Linked DNA regions of Mus musculus: region 1 is linked to region 2. Evidence: chromatin loops called from intact Hi-C (ENCODE). Cell type or tissue: left cerebral cortex. All regions are shown on one strand.

Region 1 (5,000 bases), 390 kb before region 2:
TTTAGAGGGCCTTGTTCTCCTGATGACCTCTGTCTGATTTGGGGACTACAGGTTTTCATTTGTTTGTTTGTTTGTTTGTTTTTTGTTTGTTTGTTTTTTTGGCTTCTCTTCTGCAGGGTACTCTGAGCTGTGAGGGGAGGGATTTGATGAAGACATCCCATTTAAAGTTGAGTATCCCAAGGTCTCTCTCTCTCTCTCTCTCTCTCTCTCTCTCTCTCTCTCTCTCTCTCCTCTCTCTTTCTCTCTCTGCACATGTGTAATGTCTGGCTGTGAGTCTCTGTATTTGTTCCCATCTGCTGCTGGAGAGAGCTTTTCTGATGATGGCTGACTAAGTACTGATCTATGAATACAGCAGTACACTGTGTCTGAGCGCTCTCACTGCTCTGTACAGTTACTATCCATCTCTGTGACATTAAACACTCAAGCAGAAGTGTGGTGTGGTTGCAACCTCCCTTCATGACATCCTTTATGGTGACTGATGATGTTGGCCAGTTATTCATGTGCCTTTTTGTCATCAGTTCATATTCTTGGATCAAATATCTGTTCAGACCTTTTGCCTAGGTTTTTATGGGTGTTTTCACTCTCATTGAGTTATACATCTTTACATATTCACATGCAAGTCCCTTTTCACATCCAGGTGGGTATATGTTACAAATATTATCTCCCAGGGTGTTTTTTACTTTTTCGTTTCCTTACCTCTATAATAGAACATTTAACTTTGATGATCTCCTTTCTGTAAAAATATACTTGTGGTTTGTTTGTCTTACATTCTTGCTCTTTTGTCTATTTTAAGGTTGAAAGATTTTCTCCAGAATATTTTATGGTTAAAATCACTTTGGAAAATATTTATAGGTTATTCCCCCCCCCCTAAGTTAGACATAAACTTATCATACAACACAGAAATTCTTCTGGTAGGATTTACCCCCAAAGAAATGAAAATGTAAGTCTACTGAAAGATCTTTGTTCATAGTGTCCTTAAGTAGAAAGAACTGGATTGATCAACATTTAAATATTTAAATGTATGCCCAAAATATGAGGAGAGGCATAAATATAGTATATATATACAAATACGCAGTAATAGAAAAAGAACATGTTATGGGCACATGCAACAACTCTGCTGAACCCAAAACCTTCTGAACGGAAGGGGCTAGATGCCAAAGAGTATAAACTACAATTGTACTTAGATCTAATACAAGAACTGGAAATACTAATAATCTGTAATGATAGAAAAGCAGTGTGCAGCTGTCTGTTTTAGGGATGTAGAAGGTGCTTACTGGGAGAAACACAAGAGAGTTTTTGGAATTAGCGGACGTGCTCTACGTCTTGTCTTTGGTGTGTGCTTGTCAGAATTGACCCAGCTCTCCATACTGTAATACATCTTAATGTAAGTAAGATTAGGATTCTGGTTTTCTGTCTGTTGCTGCAATAAAACACTAACTAAAAACACCTTGAGAGGAGGAAAGAGTTTACATGACTTATAGTTCAGAGTCCATCTCTGAGGGAAGGAACACAAGGCAGAAAACACAGGAGTGTTTCCTACCCTGGCTTGCTCAGCTAAATTTTTTACACAGACCAAGCTCACCCACCTAAGGGTGGCACTGCCCATAGTGGGCTGAGTCTTTCTATGTCAATTAACAAAATGGCCCACAGACATGCCACAGGCCAATCCTATGGAAGAAATTCCTCAATTGAGGTTCCTTCTTCCCAGATGTATCAAGTTGACAAATGAAGTTAACAATGTCAGATAGTAAAAATATTTCATGGTTAGCCAATGATAACATATTTATTGCACACCTATGCTGACTAGTTTTTAAGGGTGATTGTTTCGGGCTTTGAAGGAATCCAGATCATGAAATTATCATTTGAATTTAAAAATAAGATGTTCTCCATGGGGGAAATTTGACAAATATATAAAAGTTAAATGAATAAAAGAAATGACTCCCAGTTTCAGCATCCAATCATTTTTCTCTGCTTTTCCTTTTAACATCTAGCAGGCTGTTCATACACAATTGTGAGATCATAAGGATTTCCCCAAATAATTCCACGATTTTGACAAATATAATTTTAACAATGCATCATAGTCACAGAAATATACGCCATAAATTATTTAAAATATCTCCCACACTTGGACACTTTTCTTTCTGGTTTGCTTTTGCAGTTTTATGTATAAAATGTTGTGGTGATTAGCATATGTCTTCTCCACTGACGGCTATCTACTTAGGTAGATTCATGTATACTTTGATCAAAGGGTAATGCATTAATTATATTACTTGGTACCACAATATTGAAACTTTTCCACTTTCTCCTTGGTTTCTAGTCTAGAAAAATCTTCGAGTCTCCTTACTTTCCAATGAATCCTTGCTGTTTGTGATAAAGAGTTAAAGAGACAGAATTTTCACCTACTTCCCTGAGTGTAATTCATTGCCTGAATTAGCCTCATCCCTCTGTCAAAGTGCCCAGAAACCATGATGATAGGAGATATGGAAATAGATATCTAGCATATGGGAACCTGCTTATAATTTCTTGCTCACAGCATTTATCCCACGTACAGCATTTATCTTTAAAAGAGCAAGACTAACGAACCCGTATGTATTGTTCTCTCCTTACAGCATATCCTCATTTGAAATATGCCCATGCTAATGAGGAAGGGATGGCAGTGTTCTCCAGTGGGTAGTGTCTCGGTGCCCCCAGGGAAGAGCTTGCTATTGTCACTGGCCATCTCTGTGCCTCCACCTTTGTTTAATCAGAGGGGCAACTTAAGGTCTGAAACTCCTATAGTCATGCATAAATGTATCTTTCCATGACAAGAACTCATGCCTCAAGAAAATTGGGATGGCCAGACCTACGGAGGAGGTCAGTGGTTGCAGAATCCATTTTTGAATTGCTGAAGGATTCGTGGTAGGATTACAGGAAATGGTGAATTCTTCTGGTAAATTATGACTATCACTTGATTTACAAAAAGATCATATTGCTATCAGCTCATTCAGGAATTTATCTGTGACTGAATACTAAGTAGCATAGAACTGGGAGTAAGTTAGCTGTTTATTTAGGTGTGGCTTTTCTCTTAAAAGGCTCATTTCATTATATCTTTTTTGGGGGTGTGTGCATGTTGTACACAGGAATGCGGGTGCCTGTGAAGGTGAGATGTGTCTGATGGGCTGGAGCTGGAGATATATATATATATATATATATATATATATATATATATGCAGCTGTGATTTGCCCAAAGTGAGTGCAGAGAACAGAACTCTGGTCCTTTATGAGAGCAGGAAGTGCTCTTACCTGCTCAGCCATCTCTCTACCCCTGCTGTCGCTTTTTAAAGTCCCAAGTTCTTCTTTAAGACTGTCCAATGAGGCAACTAGTCTCATTGATTTTTTTTTTTTTTTTGATGTTTAGATAAGGTGATGTGTGAAGATGCAGCCATTGTATACTACGGATATCGAGCAAAACTCCTCACTTTGGCGAAGTTTAGAGAAGAAGCAGTCCCTAGCAACGGTTCCGCTTGAACTTTCATCCAGGACCACGGAGCTCAGCCCACCACTTTCCTGGCATTGACTCTTGACATCCATCTTGGAAGGGAAACATCCTAAAACCTAGTATCCTGAGTTAATGCCACTTCACTGCTGTGCCTGAAATCTCTGCCCTCGCTTCTGAAGGGCAGTTTCCTTCTGCTTTCTGGGCGAGGGAAGAAGCAATTGCCTCGCTCTGCTGAGCTGTTCTCAGACCAGCATTCCCTTCCTTCCTCTTTTCCTGCGTCATTCCAGCTTCTCCACATGACCACTGCTCTCAGATCTCTTCCAGACACATCAGATCTTTCGTCAGGGTTGCCCTTGACATCTTCCTAAGAACTTGGCCTGCCAGGCATGTTTTACTTTTTCTCCACAGTGACATTTTCATCGCCACCCACTCCAAAATCCAAATGGCTTGCTTACTTGTCCCTGGCAGCTCGTCATTGGTCTAGGACTTCCCACAGTGGTGCGCTGCAGGCCACTCTTCTCCAAGCTTACTCCTAAGGCTCATTCTCCCTGATCCCTGTTCTCCTGCTTAGGGGTGGGGTTCTAGTTCTGATTTCTGCCCTCTGTTCTCTCTCTTCTGCTCTTATTGCTCACCTTCTTTTTCCTTCTGCTCTACAAATGTTTAACACTTCTGCGACTTTCCTTGCTCCTTCCACATCTGCACAAGAAAAGGAGGCTCAGGTTAGGACAAAAATCAACTCAGGTGGCATCTCAGCACAGCTCAACGGTTCTATCAACTGCCACTTTAACTCTTTCATTGCCGCTTTCCCCCCTTGTTTCAGCTGATCGTCTAGTGTCATCAGGAATATCAATGACATAAGAACACTGTCATTTTCTTCAGGGTCACATTTAGTGACTCTAGTCTGTTTTTGAGGATTACCATCTTCTTTCTTTCTTTTAAATATAAGCATATAGTTATATGATATACATTAACTTAAGTGTGTGTGTGTATGTGTATGTGTGTGTGTGTGTGTGTGTGATGTGTGCCTGAGTATATGTATTTATGTATACCGCATGTATGGAAGTCTCAATAGAGGCTGGAAGAAGGCATTAGATTCCCTTGAACTAGAGTTATAGGTAGTTGTGAGCAGCCTGATGTGTGTGTTGGGAACCACATCTAGGTCTGAAATGCTCTTAATCACTGAGCCATCACTCCAGCCCCTACTTCTTTCTTATTATTAACAGGAAAGATAAATGTGTCCCTTTTATCCAGCCACCTAGTCCAGCACCTTGAATTCTTCTCCATGCAAATAAGGCATCTCAATAGCTTTAGCCTTCAGCCAAAGTGACATTTTCCTTCCCTGGATATTCTCACACCCTTCCCCACTTGAATCACCCTCAAGAAAACATGCATTAAAACCTACACCAAATAAAGACATACAAACAAGCTAAGATAATCTCAGAGAACTGCTTCATTAAAGATTGGCTGAGCCACAGCACTACGATTCTTGGCGCAGCACTCCCCACCCCTACTGCAGACCCAC
Region 2 (5,000 bases):
AAGTGGTTCCCAGTTGGCCCTGGTGAAACTTTTCAGTAGACTCTGTTCCATTACTTGAATGACAGGTAGTAAAGGTATGTGTGCTGGGGTAAGAGCTATCAAAATAAAGTCCAGTGTCCATAGACAGTAATTTTGTAAGAGGGTTGGGAATCCAAAATGGGAGTAGGAGGAAACAAACTTCCAGAACACTTCAGAGCTGAATAACTAGGCTCCTAGTCCAACAGAGAACAGGAGGAAGTGGGACAGGGGAGGAGCCTTGTGCTGACAGTCAATGTCCTGTTACATGGAAACACTTGATGCTTTTGTCCACGGATATTAGGAATTTTACGAAACTATTAGAATAATGAAATGCTGCTTTGCAAAGTGATTACCTATAAGAAACACATACACACATTGCTAATACCCCCAATGACAATGAAGCCACTCTGATACCAAGAATGGTTTTAGAGGATGGCATTTTGTTTCTAGTTGAAACAAAGCACTGAACTTGGAAAGGAAATCCATCGTTCTGGTCCCAGGGTCCCCCAAAACAGTGGAGACAGGATGTTACAGAATTGTCTAGGACCCTATGATCTCTGCAGGTCCAGTAGTTTAGCTATGTGCTAGACTTCCACCTTACAATGGAGCCAAGAAAGGCTTGATTGATCCTTCTATAATCAGGTAGAATGATCTAATTATAGCTCACAAAGCTACAAAAATTGAGGTGATTTCTTAGGCTGACCTTAAGGGGCCCACACAAATTCTCTCTGTACACAGAGACGACAATGCCTCCACACTGACAGTGCTGAGCACATTCCCTCATGCTCTTTTTGAAAATGTGTGTTGTGATTGTGTGTGACACAATTTACTTATTATTATGGCAGTAGGAGTTGAATGTGATTGAAAGCCATCAAAAGGCACAGCGTCTGAATGTCAAATATGGCTTGTCTCTAATTCCAGACAATCTGGCTGTCTGTTCCTCTTCCCCATCCACACTGATTCTCTCAGCTTTGCAGTGAGTGGCACTGAGTTTTTTGCGTTTTTCTGTTCAGGTCAACATATCCGAACATTTGGGGAGCCGGAATGAAAACCAGTTTAAAGCTGTGTTGTGAATTTCTGCTTAAATAGGTTGGGTAGGAGAACAGCAATTAAATTTTTATAAGAAAAAAAAAACCTTCCACGAAGCTTACTGTTTTCTGTATTTAACTCTTTCCCACTTCTTCTTTCCAACTTCATTAGCCTCCAAGTAAGAACAGCATATTATGGATGTCGAAGGAAGTTTTATTTAGACTTATAAGGGCTGATCTATTCCCATACTGTTTAAATTAATGTTCAAAAAAGAACTCAAACCACATTCTAACATTTGGACTATGTAAGAAGGAAACAGATTTTTTGGAGGAAAAAAAAAGATGTTGCTTTAGCTAAGCAGAATGGGCTGCAGGAGCTCAGACATGCGCAGATTTCGTTTCTAAATGTGTGTGTTATCTGATAAGATCTGGGCTTCGTGTGCATCAATTCAGAGGGTAAATGAGCCCCTGAACAACTTCCTTCTCTTCGGTCCTCCCCCTCCCCGTCTTCCTTCTTTCAGCCCCCTGCCCTTTATTCCCTTTTATTTTCATCCCTTCTCTTCCCCTTCCCCACCTTCTTTTTTTCTCCTAACATATGGACTTTCACTTTTATCTCAGACACCTGCAGCCTAAGGCTTGGAAACATTTGGGGTTTTCACCTAACCGGTTTCTTTTCCGACCAAATTAGCTTGAGAAATGCAGGGTGACTTTGAAAGCAAGAATCTCTTGAAATAGAATGGCCTCAATTTACATCAGCTATAACATTCAGAGAATTAAGTTCCCAATATCTTTCCCAAATACCACGCTCTGCCCACACATGGAAGGCCTTGTTAGGTAAGCATCCACACATGTGATCATTCCCCATCAGAAAACAGCTACAGAAGAAAACAAACTCACCGATTTCGTGTTTTCATGCAATTGATTTTTCTTCCAGTTTTTCAAGTGCAAACACTGAGACATTCATATGACTTCAGAAAGGGCTGCAAGGCCAAAATTCATATTCTCTCTCTCTCTCTCTCTCTCCCTCTCTCTGTGTGTGTGTGTTTTGCATGAGTGAATTACATTTCAATTAGCCAGCTTTTAGCAATAGTTACTTACTTTGGTGTGTTGGCTTCTATTTGTAGCATGTGTGTGAATATATTTTTTCTCATAAAGAATAATTTTAACAAGAAAAAGAAAAAAAAATAGTGAGCCAGAAAAATGTCAAAGTCTACCTTTAGAAAACACATCACCTTCTAGAGAAAAGCCGCAGCCTGTCTTCCATGTCCTAAATATTGTAGTGCTTGCCTTTGAATATAGTTGACATCATTGAGGAGGTGAATTTTAGGCTTCTTCAAGTGATGGATTACATAGAGCCAGCAGCAGCAAACCTACCCCTTCCCATGTCCTGGCATTACAAGAACCTGGGAGTTTCTTTTATGAAGCTGAATGAGAAGGATAAATGATATACTGGGTTAGCATACCTTCCTGATCACATTTGTAGTCCATAATGATTTTCAAATAGAACAAAACTCTGCCTGAGATGTTGTAATTTGTGAAGACTGTCAAACAAGTCATGGTCCCAAACCTTAAATAACCTGTTTTCTTGTCTTCAAGTCAGTCTTGCCACACTTATCTGGCCTCCAGTTCCTTTGCAAGCATCATGTGTCAGTGAATCCAGTGAACTAATCCATCAGAACTTCCGCCACTTTTCTGGGATTCCTTCCACAAGGCTTGTTTCTTATGCACCATTCACATCCAGCTTACCCAGGGGCTTTGCAGGACGGAAGTTACTTTCAGACTAACCCTGCAGGAGGAGTCAGCATACAAAGTAAACCAATTGCCCATGCCTTGACTAGATAGATGCTCTGGATCCGAGGTGATCCCCGATACTGCTGATCACAGATAACTGCAGAACTGGTCTTGGAAAAACTCTCTATGCTGATTTTTGTAGTTAGCAATGTAAGCTGTAGAATCTTGGGAGGCAGAGGCAGGTGGATTTCTGAGTTCGAGGCCAGCCTGGTCTAGAGAGTGAGTTTCAGGCCAGCCAGGGCTACACAGAGAAACCCTGTATCAAAAAACAAACAAACAAACAAACAAACAAAAACAACAACAACGAAAACAAAACAAAACCAAAAAAAATCTGTAGAGAGTTTTTCCAAGACCAATTCTCAAACTGTGAGAAAAAGAGGACATACACACACACACACACACACACACACACACAGAGAGACAGAGAGAGAGAAAGAGAGAGACAAAGACAGGGAGACAGAGAAAGAGAGAGAGACAGAGAGAGGCAGAGAGACAGAGAGACAGAGAGACAGAGACAGAGAGACAGAGACAGAGAGAGAGACAGAGACAGAGAGAGAGAGAGAGACAGAGAGACAGAGAGAGATTGAATATCCTAAAATATTCCAAATACACTTGAGAAACACTTGGCTACATTTAAACTTATCAACCCAGTCATGTGACTAGAGAAAGCCTTTGACAACTAACTCTTTTCTGAGAACCTTAGCATTCCTGTCAAATGGTTCCTAGGAGCTGGTAATATTCAAACTGTCTAAATCTGAAGGCAGTTCCAGAGATAGCAAGAAAGGTGGGCAGGAAGCAGACCCAAGTTCACTGTTATTCTACCAGATGAAGAGAGAGCTTCTTGTAGTGTCAGAGAGCTTGTTGAATGGAAACAGTCAGAGATGGTGCTCACCAGCAAACCAATGTGAAGGAGCAAAGCTCCAACAGATTCTTCTGTCAATGTCCTGAGACTTTCTGGCCACTGGAAGCATTGCATCATTAAAGGAAAAGCCCATCTAGCACCAGCAGACAGAGAATATCAAATTATTATTTCAGTCTCCAAGGGTACATTGAAAAGTAAAAAAGCATGCAGAGTGGGGTACTTTCTATGTGTTAGAATTCTATTCAGAAAGGTATATTCAGTTTTATGGTTGTCAGCTTCAAAAGGGATGGGGGCACAGAATCAAATTTTAAAACGTCGTTTTCTTCTGTCTGTATAGGCAGAAGGGCCAGACTGTGGGAGAGGGTATGCCACAACAGCCCACGCGCATCACTCCTTCCACGTCCTGCCTCACCTGCATCTCCTCTACCCCCAAAGCTACCAAAATTAGACTGTGAGGCTTATATGGCCCCAGCCCCACACGCTGGAGGCATTATCTCCTATCTGCGGTATTGAGTGCTGTAATCCTACAGCTAAATGTGGTAACCCAAATTTCACAGGGATGCTGTAGCAAGCTTGACAAGATAACCAATCTCAGCGTGTGGAGTGTGAGGTCGCAATAAGCCTGCAGGCTTGGAGCAGTGTGGATGCTTTGTGTAGCTTCTCCTACGCACTCTATAGCTTATCCATCCTCACAGAGATCACAAGAACCCTAAATAGCAAATATGGCATCTGAACTAGAACACCACCTGTTTTGTGTAAAAGGAGATGGGCTTCTGCCACTGGCTGCTTCTCTTTCATCTCCACATTTTTGGTGGAGAAGAGAGCAAGTTTTGCGTCCATCACTGTTGTCTGGCTGACAGAATTCATGTAAAATTGCTAGCTTGTCTATCTCTCATTATCTAGGTTTAGACCTAGGCCCACAGCTCCTACCCTACCCACAAAACAGCAGCTTACATATATCTTTAACATATGTTGCTTTGGACATTTTATAGATAGATGCTTACAAGTACTTGGGATCATAGGTAAGAAAAATCATTGTTCGACAAGCCTCTTTGTTCTGCATGTCAGAATATTTTTTTGTTGACTTTTGTGGGTGAAAAGAATTTCTCTCTCCCTCTCTGTATGTCTGCCTTTGTCTGTCTTTTTCTCTCACCCTCTCTGTCTGTCTCTCTGTCTGTGTTTCTGCTTGTCTCTCTGTCTGTGTCTCTCTCTCTCTCCAACCCCCTTCCCTCTCGTATCAGATTACTTAGAAACACGCAGGTTTGACACATGCTTTTACCTGAAACCCTGTCTACTCCTGC

The links. Hi-C counts contacts between places; a loop is a spot of excess contacts. Peaks named below come from ENCODE experiments on the same cell type or tissue, not always from the same donor. Only the 100,000 strongest peaks of a DNase experiment are listed, where the experiment ranks them.
Region 1: a loop joins it to region 2, with 4 times the contacts of the local background. A loop is called at or near these places in 2 of 42 quality-filtered maps.

What each region holds. Positions count from the first base shown.
Region 1 is chr17:51,959,073-51,964,072 of GRCm38, forward strand. Gm20098 (predicted gene, 20098) reads left to right here. Exons shown (of 3, transcript NR_045095.1): 3 at 3,398-5,000. Among named protein-coding and RNA genes, the nearest start is that of Gm20098, 79 kb to the left of the region's middle. In left cerebral cortex, no CTCF peak of the experiment used is centred here; DNase peaks (open chromatin) are centred at 2,486 and 3,873; H3K27ac peaks cover 306 bases.
Region 2 is chr17:52,347,229-52,352,228 of GRCm38, forward strand. No RefSeq gene overlaps it. Among named protein-coding and RNA genes, the nearest start is that of Gm41600, 45 kb to the left of the region's middle. In left cerebral cortex, no CTCF peak of the experiment used is centred here; DNase peaks (open chromatin) are centred at 998, 1,462, 1,754, 2,371 and 3 more places; H3K27ac peaks cover 3,492 bases.